Linked DNA regions of Homo sapiens: region 1 is linked to region 2. Evidence: read pairs that join two places in POLR2A ChIA-PET (ENCODE). Cell type or tissue: GM12878. All regions are shown on one strand. Links, peaks and the distances in the headings refer to the core of each region. The heading gives the core; the rest is flanking DNA.

Region 1 (4,000 bases), core at 1-4,000, 120 kb after region 2:
CCTGGAAAAGCTGATGGAAATTCACGTCAGTGGGAGGCAGGCCTGGGGGAGGGGTTGGCCCACTCTCCAAAAGCTGCCAGTGAAACGGCTGCTCTGCAGCTGTCCTGGGCCGAGAGAGGATTTCACTCCAGGAGGCGGTGGCGGCGGCCCCAAGCCGGCAGCCTTGCTGTGTGATCAGCTGGGTGTCAGGATGTGCTTGATCCAGGGGTCGGCGACGCGGGTGTCAGGCAGCACCTGCGTGGGGCTTCCTCAGGTGAAGCAAGGAGACGGAGAGGTGGGTTCGGAGGGGCTCAGCTGAGGGCGCGGCTCTCGTCTCAGAGCAGGGCGTGCAGTGGGGTCCCTCTCCTGAGATGCGACCTCAGCTGCCTTGCCTCTGGGAGGGTCCCTGGCAGAGATGCACAGCCTGGGAGGACGTGGCCCACCCCAGCCCCGCTGTGTGAGCTCGGCTGGTTTCCTGACCTTTCTGATTTGTGTCCTCATCTGAGGTCAGCGATGCCCTTGAAGTGTTGCCGGGTGAAAGCCGGGAAGGGATTGCCGTCTGCCCCTTCCCTCCGGGGCCACAGGGCCTGAGTTCCTGGGAAAACTGTGGAGCCAGTCCCTGCCTCAGCACCAGCAGGATGCACACAGCCAAGTAACAACTGAAGGACCAGGAGCACGGAGGCCTCGCCTCGCCTGGAGATGGAATAGACTCACGCCTTCCAGGGCTCAGCACCCTCCTGGGCCAGCACCGTCTGCTGAGGGCCCTGCTGCAAGCAGGCACCAGAGCCCCTGTCTCGTGCAGCCGACGCTGGGGGCCGGGGGATGAGTAGTACGTAAGGGGGCAGCTGGTTTTTCTCATGGGGTGACAGATTGAAGGAGAGGAACACCGAGGGAAGGAGGTCGGTCGGGAGGGGGCTCCTCGGCGAGGGCATAGCACAGGCACGGGCTCGGGAGGCTTGTGGAGCCGCCAGGCAGCCGGGGCTGTGAGTGCCGGAGGCCGACGCGGTGGGGTCGGGCCGGGAGGGCTGGGCCGTGGGTGTGCGCAGGTGTGATGTGGCTGACGTGTTTTCATCAACTCAATTTTCCTTTTTTTTTAAAGACACGGTCTCCCTCTGTCATCCAGGCTGGAGTGCAGGGGCGCAATCTTGGCTCACTGCAACCTCTGCCTCCTGGGTTCACACGATTCTCCCGCCTCAGCCTCCCGAGTAGCTGGGATTACAAGCACCCACTACCACACTCAGCTAATTTTTGTATATTTACTAGAGGCAGGGTTTTGCCATGTTGGCCAGACTGGTCTCGGAATCCTGGCCTCAAGTGATCCGCCTGCCTCGGCCTCCCAAAGTGCTAGGATTACAGGCATGAGTCACGGCACCTGGCCTTGATTTTTCAAATGACATGGTGACCCAGCCACTCTCTGCCCACCTGAGAGAGCTGCCTGGGGCCTGGGGTGGGCAGAGCTGGGAGAGGAAGCCCCTCGGTGGGGTCCCCGCTGTGGACCTGTGTCCTGGGCAACTGCCCGACAGGCCTGGGAGCGGCCGTCCTGGGGGTGGACTTGGGGGTTTTGTGCTGAGAACTTCATTGGCGCCTGCTGCAGGCCGGCCTCTGGCTTTGTAACAGTCGACCTGAGTGACCCAGTCCACAGCTCCCAGCTGGAGTTCCTTCAAAGGGTGGGTGGGCGGCCCTCAGACAGGCCTCTCTTTTCCCTGCTTCTCTCCAGCTGCCCCTGGCCGACGTCTCCTCGGAGGAGCACTGGCCGGCGAGTCCTGGCTCAGCTGTGACCAATCGGCCTCTCCCTGAGGCCGCTCTTCCTGCCTGCGCCTCCCCGGTCAACTGCAGTCACGGAAGTGAAAGTGCCGGAAAACCCCTGCCCAGCGCCCAGGCAGGTTAACGGGACGCACTGCTTCTCGGTCCACATGTGGTGAGAAGTGAAAGTTGTCTTCGCCTAAAGAGTGGCCTCCTAGAGCCGCCCCCATGGGGCCACTTCCTCCAGGAAGCTGGCCCGGATTGCACCCTGACCCTAGGCACCGCCCCTGTCTTCCTAGGTGCTGATTCAAGGTCTTTCTGCTGGACAGGAGGACATGGCTGGTTGCTGTCCTTGTGTGTGGGGATGGGCTGGTATGGGGAAGGAGCGGAGCATTCCAGCAGCCACTGAGGCCTCAGGGAAGCAGTGCCACGCTTACTGGGGAGGGAGGGAGGGAGGTGCACTTATGGGACCTGGAAAGCTGGCTGCACCTGGCAGTGAGGACGTGCCCAGAGCCCCTGCTCCCTGCTCTGTGCCAGTGGAGCCTCCGGTGGGGAGATAGTTGGGGGGGAGTCAGGCTTTGTCCCACCGTCCACTCTCCTGAGGACTTCCTGCCTCTGTGGATGCCCCTCTCTCTATTACTAGCTCATCCATTCCTCTTCACCCTCTGGCCCCAGAGCTCTGCACTCTGCCGCCTCTGTCTGACCTTCGTAAATCCTCCCTCATGGAGCTGTCCATGCACTGGCAGCCCTGTCCCCTTGCGATGCTGCTGGCTTTCTGCCATGACTGACCCAGGAGGGATTCCAGGGCAAGCTTCCCTCCGAGCCTGGGGCTGGACTCCACGGTCAGTCTGATTTCACAGCAGCAAGATCCTCACATCTCCAGCCCATCTGCCTCTGCCCCACAGGGTCAGCAGAGCCTGCTGTGTGCCTCTCAGAACCTCAGTCTCTTCTTCTGTGATAGCAGTAACAGCAGCACTCCCAGGCTGGCTCCCCGACATGGAGCCCCCCAACACCATGTGGTCAACAAAAGGGGGGACAGGAGGCGGGAGGTGAGGTCTGAGGGTGCTGGGGACCTTGGGATGATGGCTGTGATGGCACTTTGCTCACAGACACAGGTCTGACAGCTACCATCCGGCCCCTTTGCAGGCACCCTTGGGGCTGCCTGTCTGTCTGTCTGTGGCCTCAGACGTCTTGTCATGCACACACTGACCTCCCTGCCTCTGGCTGGAGCCCACAGACACCCTGGCCGAGCTCTGCATGATCCACCAGCTCCAAAGCCCAGCAGACACAGGGCCTGCGGCTGAAGGAGGAGTCGGGCTGAGACCGCCCGGCTGCTCATGTCCACTCCCCCTCCCACCGCGCCCCCTTGATGGGGCACCTCCCATAACCGGGGCTGCCTGCAGCCTCTCCAGTGCCTCCCTGTGTCCCACCGCCTGGAGTGCAGAGTGAGTGGCTGGAGCTCTGGCCTAGGGTGGGCTGGGCCTTAGAAGAAGGAGGCAGAGGAAGATTTGGGAGGGAGGAGACGGCCTTGCAAAGACAGAGGTAGTGGCTGCGGCACGGCGGCCACAGCCCAGGAACACCTGGGACCAGCAGGACCTGGAGAAGGCAGGACCTGGAGGAGCACGGCCATCTGACGCCTTAGTTTCGGACTTCCAGCCTGCGGCACTGTGAGAACAGAAGCCTCTGTTGTTCTGAGCCCCCAGCCAGCTTGCAGCCCATCCTTACTGCAGCCCCAGGAGATAGAAACACCCGGGGAGGGCAATCCAGACCCAGAACATTCCAGACCCAGAACCTTCCAATGCAGAATATTCCGGACCCAGAACATTCCAAACCCAGAACATTCCGGACCCAGAACATTCTGGACCCAGGACGTTCCAGACCCACAACATTCCAGAGGACAGCTGGGCCTGGATGGCCACTTGAGGGGATGGAGGATGGAGAGTGAGTGGTGGCAAAGCCCAGCCCCAAGGGCAAGGTCGGGTAGAGGGAGCCCAGGCTGACCGCAGGCTCTGGACGTGACCCCTTTGCCAGGTGGGCTCCAGCCAGGGCTCAAGCTTCCTGCACGGATGGTGCCTTCACAGCATCTGCCCAGTCCCCATAACATCTGCCCGCCTTGCCCGGTCCCCATAACATCTCCCGCCTTGCCCGGTCCCCATAACACCCGCCCGCCTTTGCCTGCACCCCTCCACTGATAGTGCTCACCACCTCCCCGAGATCCCACGTCGTCCCTCTAAGGTGACACCAGGCAGGCCTGACTCAGTTTCTCCCCCATGGAGGT
Region 2 (5,393 bases), core at 1,215-5,214:
AAATGGCTTTTCTGAGGACAATGGAGGCTGGAATGAAAGGAGGACCTAGAGAGAGGTGTCCCCTGAAGCTGATGAGGAAGAAAGGGAGGTGGGAGGACAGGGGGCAGGACGCCCGCAGAGCTGCTCATGGGCTGAGAAGGGACCTTGGGCTCAGTGGCACCTAGTCACAGTGGGCGAATGCGCCCATGTCAGGGTGAGGTGCATCCCACTGAGGCAGCAGAAACCTGCAGTGCAGGCTGGGACGGTACAGCTCCCTGAGGCCAGCCTGAGGGGGACTGGCCACACACGCCCAAAGCTCCTTGCCCTCCACCTCCCCGAGTGCAGATTCATCCTCTCAGGTGGCTTCTGCACTTCCTGCTGTCTCCAGTCCAGGTGGGAGAGTACAGAATGGCAGGTGGGCCGGGGGCACAAGGCCTGGGATGGGAGGGAGCAGTATGTTTCGCCCGTTACACTGTCTGCCCATGCCCAGGACCACTGCTGGGCTCCCTTCGGGCTGGGAGTGAGGCCGCACATCTGAATACTGGGTGCCATGTGCCCGACCCTCCCTGCAGGCTGCGTCCTGAGGCTTCCCGAGGCGGGTCTGGCCTCCCCAGAAGGTCGGCAGTCAGCAGAGCTGCGTCCGGATCTGCTTGTGCTCACCTGGGTCATCCTCCTACCTGTTCCAGGCCACAAATAACATGAATGGATGCAGCGGAAAATGCTGTAAAGGGAGTGGGCTCCACGCTCATCACTCACCAGAAAATACTGCGGGGAGGAGTCCCAGGGCTTGAGGGAGGGGGCTCCACGCTCACCACTGACTCAGAAGATACCGCAAGGGAGCACTCTCGCTGGGAGGAGTCCCAGGTCTTGGCGACAGTCCTACTCACTGCCATGACTTACAACGGGGAGGGCATCAGCCAGGGGAGAAGGTGCGGGCGGGGCCGGGGAGACCAGCCGCAGCGTGGAACCCTCCCCAGGCGGAGCCACACGGGACGCTCGGGCTGCGAGCACAGGTGCGGGATGCTGACGGGGAAGCTGTGCGAGACTCAGTTCCCAGGGCTTTTGCCTAGGCTGGCAGTGCGGCCGCCTCTGCCTGGCATGTGCCGAGACTCTTTATGCCCAGAAGGAGGATGCTGGGCATAAATCGTGGCATGTGCAAAAACAGTGTGGCAAGGTGAGCTGCTCCTATCAGCGAACAGCGGGGGGACCTCCTGTTCCCAGACGCCAGCCGAGGGCAAAAACCTCCCACACATGTGCCTTCTGACCAGCCGAGGGCAACGTCCCACACGTGGGCCTTCTGAGGACAGCGTCCCAGGCTGCTGGGCCAGCTCTCATCTGCTGACCCTGTTCTTTCATTATTTATCGGCGCCTTTCTTGGCTATGAAAAGCAGGTGTGGACAGCCTCCCTGCAGAGTGAGCAGGTTACCATTGAACATCTAAAACCCCCACAGGGCACCACGGGCAGGAACCACCTTTCTTCTCTCCCTTAAAAGTCCTAAAAGGGCTGGATCCAGTGGTTCACGTCTGTTATCCCAACACTTTGGGAGGCTGAGGAGGGAGGATCGCTTGAGCTCAGGAAGTCAAGACCAACCTGGGTCTCACAGACAGACACTGTCACTAAAAAAAACTTTTTTTTTAATTAGCCGGGTGTGGGGATTCCGTTCCAACATGGCTGAATAGGAACAGCTCCGGGCTGCAGCTCCCAGCGTGATTGACGCAGAAGACGGCGATTTCTGCATTTCCAACTGAGGTGCCTGGTTCATCCTACTGGGACTGGTTGGACAGTGAGTGCAGCCCATGGAGGGTGAGCCGAAGCAGGGTGGGGCATCGCCTCACTCAGGAAGTGCGAGGGGTTGGGGGATTTCCCTTTCCTAGCCAAGGGAAGCCGTGACAGACTGCACCTGGAAAATCAGGACACTCCCGCCCAAATAGTGCGCTTTTCCAACGGTCTTAGCTAACGACACACCAGGAGATTATATCCCGGGCCTGGCTCGGAGGGTCTCATGCCCACGGAGCCTTGCTCACTGCTAGCACAGCAGTCTGAGATCCACCTGCGAGGTGGCAGCCTGCCTGGGGAGGGGCGTCCGCCATTGCTGAGGCTTGAGTAGGTAAACAAAGCGGCAGGGAAGCTCGAACCGGGCAGAGCCCACCGCAGCTCTGCAAAGCCTGCTGCCTCTGTAGACCCCACCTCTAGGAGCAGGGAATAGCTGAACAAAAGGCAGCAGAAACTTCGGCAGACTTAAACGTCCCCGTCTGACAGCTCTGAAGAGAGCAGTGGTTCTCCCGGCACAGTGTTTGAGCTCTGAGAACGGACACATTGCCTCCTCAAGTGGGTCCCTGACCCCCGTGTAGCCTAACTGGGAGATACTTCCCAGTAGGGGCCCACTGACACCTCATACAGGCAGGTGCCCCTCTGGGACAAAGCTTCCAGAAGAAGGATCAGGCAGCAATATTTACTATTCTGCAATAGTTGCTGTTCTGCAGCCTCCACTGGTGATACCCAGGCAAACAGGGTCTGGAGTGGACCTTCAGCAAACTCCAACAGACCTGCAGCTGAGGGACCTGACTCTTATAAGGAAAATTAACAAACAGAAAGGAATAGCATCAACATCAACAAAAAGGACATCTACGCCAAAACCCCATCTTTAGGCCACCAGCATCAAAGACCAAAGGCAGATAAAACCACAAAGATGGGGAGAAACCAGAGCAGAAAAGCTGAAAATTCTAAAAACCAGAGCACCTCTTCTCCTCCAAAGGATCGCAGCTCCTCGCCAGCAAGGGAACAAAGCTGGACAGAGAATGACTCTGACGAGCTGACAGAAGTAGGCTTCAGAAAGTCGGTAATAACCAACTTCTCCGAACTAGAGGAAGATGTTTGAATCCATGGTAAGGAAGCTAAAAACCTTGAAAAAAGATGAGACGAATGGCTAACTAGAATCAACAGTGTAGAGAAGACCTTAGATGACCTGATGGAGCTGAAAACCATGGCACCAGAACTACGTGACGCATGCACAAGCTTCAGTAGCCGATTCGATCTAGTGGAAGAAAGGGTATCAGTGATTGAAGATCAAATTAATTAGCCGAGTGTGGTGATGGGCGGCTATAATCCCAGCTACTCAGGAGGCTGAGGCAGGAAAATTGCTTGAGCCCAGTAGTTTGAGGCTGCAGTGAGCTGTGATCGAGCTACTGCACTCCAGCCTGGGTGACAGAGCCAGACCTTGTCTCAAAAAAAAAGTCCTGGCTGGGTGTGGTGGCTCATGCCTGTAATCCCAGCACTTTGGGAGGCTGAGGCAGGCAGATCACCTGAGGTCAGGAGTTTCAGGCCAGACTGGCCAATATGGTGAAACCCCGTCTCCACTAGAAATACAAAAATTAGCTGGGCACGGTGGTGGGAGCCTGTAGTCCCAGCTACTCGGGAGGCTGAGGCAGGAGAATTGCTTGAACCTGGGAGACGGAGGTTGCAGTGAGCTGAGATCACACCACTGCAATCCAGCCTGGGTGACCAGAGTGAGACTCCATCTCAAAAAAAAAAAAAAAAAAAAAAAAGGCCTAAAAGCCCCCAAATGATTGTCCACGTTCAGCGAGCACAGCTGTGAGCCATGGATCAGTATCCTTCAGAATTTCAGAGTTTTAAGAAACGCAGTTTCCATTCCTACTGGTTGCTATGGGATTATTATGAAGACGAGCAGGCCAGTGCTTGTCTGTTTCAAACGAGGGGCACTGAGCAACCCTCCCCGGACTCTGGTGGCTCGACGAGGCTGCTGTGGCAACAGGAGCTGGCCTGGGTGGCCCTGACTCTCCACTTCCTCTGTGGTCAGGGCTGACCCTCCTTAACCCTATTTTCCAAATAAGGAGTGGAGACACAGAGTGCTGCTCGCCCTGGGAGGCAGGAGCTGTGTGTGGGCCAGAGTGGAACTTGTCACTGGGTCTCACCTGTCTCCAAGGCCCCAGAAGCCCTGGAGAGCAGAGTGGGCCACGCAGGTTTCCTCACTCACGCAGCAGGTGCCCAGGGTACTACGAAGCCAGGCCGCGCTGGACCGTGGGTCAGTGAAAGGCCAGGGCAGGGCAGCCCTGGGGAGTGCAGGTAGACCCGTCCTTGCCCGGCTCAGCTCCCCCTGGACAGGTGGGGGCTCTTGCCAGCTGCTCTCACCCCTGAGTCCCAGCTTCCCCTTCTGGTCCCGACTCTGGGGGCAATGGTTCTCTCCCGGGTCAGTGTGACCAGTTGGAGAGTGGCTTCTGGCCATGAGGGGTGCAATAAGCTAGTTTTGGGGACAACCCTTTTCTGAAACTGCACTTGCTTAGACGAAAGGGGGGCCCAGGCCCCCCACTGCCCAGCCACAGAGGACTGGATAGGGGGAGACTGGGCTGGAGGCAGCCGGTCCCTGGAGGGCCATGCTCCAAAATCTGAACTTGAGACATGCACACTCGTCCTCAAGTGGTGCTGGGCCCAGAGCTGTGGGTCATCAAGCCATCCCATGTCATGCCAGAGGCCGAATGACCTGTTGCAGGTTCAGACGCCAGCGCCCTGGCAGAAACAACCGGTCTGCAGTGCAGGAAGAGGTGTGGACAGGGCTGCGGAGGAAGCCCCGGACTCCAAGGAGAGAAGACAGCCTGTGAGGACCCCCTTGCACCCTGGGCCACGTCAGGGCACCTCGGGGCTCCACTGTGAGCTTCTGTGGCTCTCACCTGCCAGCATCCCTGCCCTGTCCTGGCAGCTGCACCATGGGCCCTTCAGGGAACCCCCTCTCTGCTGGGTCCAGGCAGATGAGATGATCAGGGGCAGTCTCCCTTCTGGGGTAGGCCCGAGGCTCCGAGGCCTGGGCTGGACAGGTCAGCATGTGCCCCTCCCCCAGTGTGCTTGGCGCAGGGCTGAGACCCACATCACGCTAACATGACACGGGCAGAGCCAACCTCCCACTGGGTCTGCTGACTGCAGGGGTGACTTGGAGTCACCTAGGACCATCACAGGCTGAGTGAGGATGTGGCCAGTTCAGAGGCAGCAGAGCCACGAAAGGGGAAACTCGCCAGGCGGCCCTGGTCTGTCGACTCAGGAGGGCCAGGGAATCCCCACTGTTGCTTGTCACTTTGACTTCATCTTCTGCTGTCTGCATCAGAAAGTCCTTACAAGTACACCTACCGGCCAGGACACAGCTCCTCTGGGGTTCTTTAGGCGTCAGCTGCCAAACGACCCCACAAGCCACACAGTGGAGGCCACAGAACAGGTGCCCAGGTGGGCGGGGCTTCCTGTCACCCTCCCCCACATGTGCCCCGGTGGCCACACCCCACCCCTCCACCCTGCACGGCCTGAACCCTTGCTGTCCTATGGAAACGTAGGGTGAGTCCACATGCAATTCCCTATTTACCGGGAGCCACATTAGAAAAGCAGAAGTAGGTGAAATACAGACTAACTTTAT

Evidence for each region. ChIA-PET counts read pairs that join two places held together with the same protein. Peaks named below come from ENCODE experiments on the same cell type or tissue, not always from the same donor. Only the 100,000 strongest peaks of a DNase experiment are listed, where the experiment ranks them.
Region 1: POLR2A ChIA-PET joins it to region 2 with 7 read pairs; 3 of 35 experiments call an interaction of 5 or more read pairs at or near these places.

What each region holds. Positions count from the first base shown.
Region 1 is chr16:88,970,053-88,974,052 of GRCh38, forward strand. The region is part of intron 1 of CBFA2T3 (CBFA2/RUNX1 partner transcriptional co-repressor 3); the gene reads right to left. Among named protein-coding and RNA genes, the nearest start is that of CBFA2T3, 5.2 kb to the right of the region's middle. RefSeq lists enhancers at 1,709-1,848, 2,929-2,998, 3,179-3,338. In GM12878, for the core only: no CTCF peak of the experiment used is centred there; a DNase peak (open chromatin) is centred at 1,889; H3K4me3 peaks cover 3,350 bases; H3K27ac peaks cover 4,000 bases.
Region 2 is chr16:88,849,751-88,855,143 of GRCh38, forward strand. The region is part of intron 1 of GALNS (galactosamine (N-acetyl)-6-sulfatase); the gene reads right to left. It overlaps LOC107983950 (a long non-coding RNA gene), which reads right to left. Exons shown (of 2, transcript XR_933884.3): 2 at 5,378-5,393. Among named protein-coding and RNA genes, the nearest start is that of GALNS, 4.5 kb to the right of the region's middle. RefSeq lists an enhancer at 424-593 and a silencer at 5,191-5,260. In GM12878, for the core only: no CTCF peak of the experiment used is centred there; no DNase peak of the experiment used is centred there.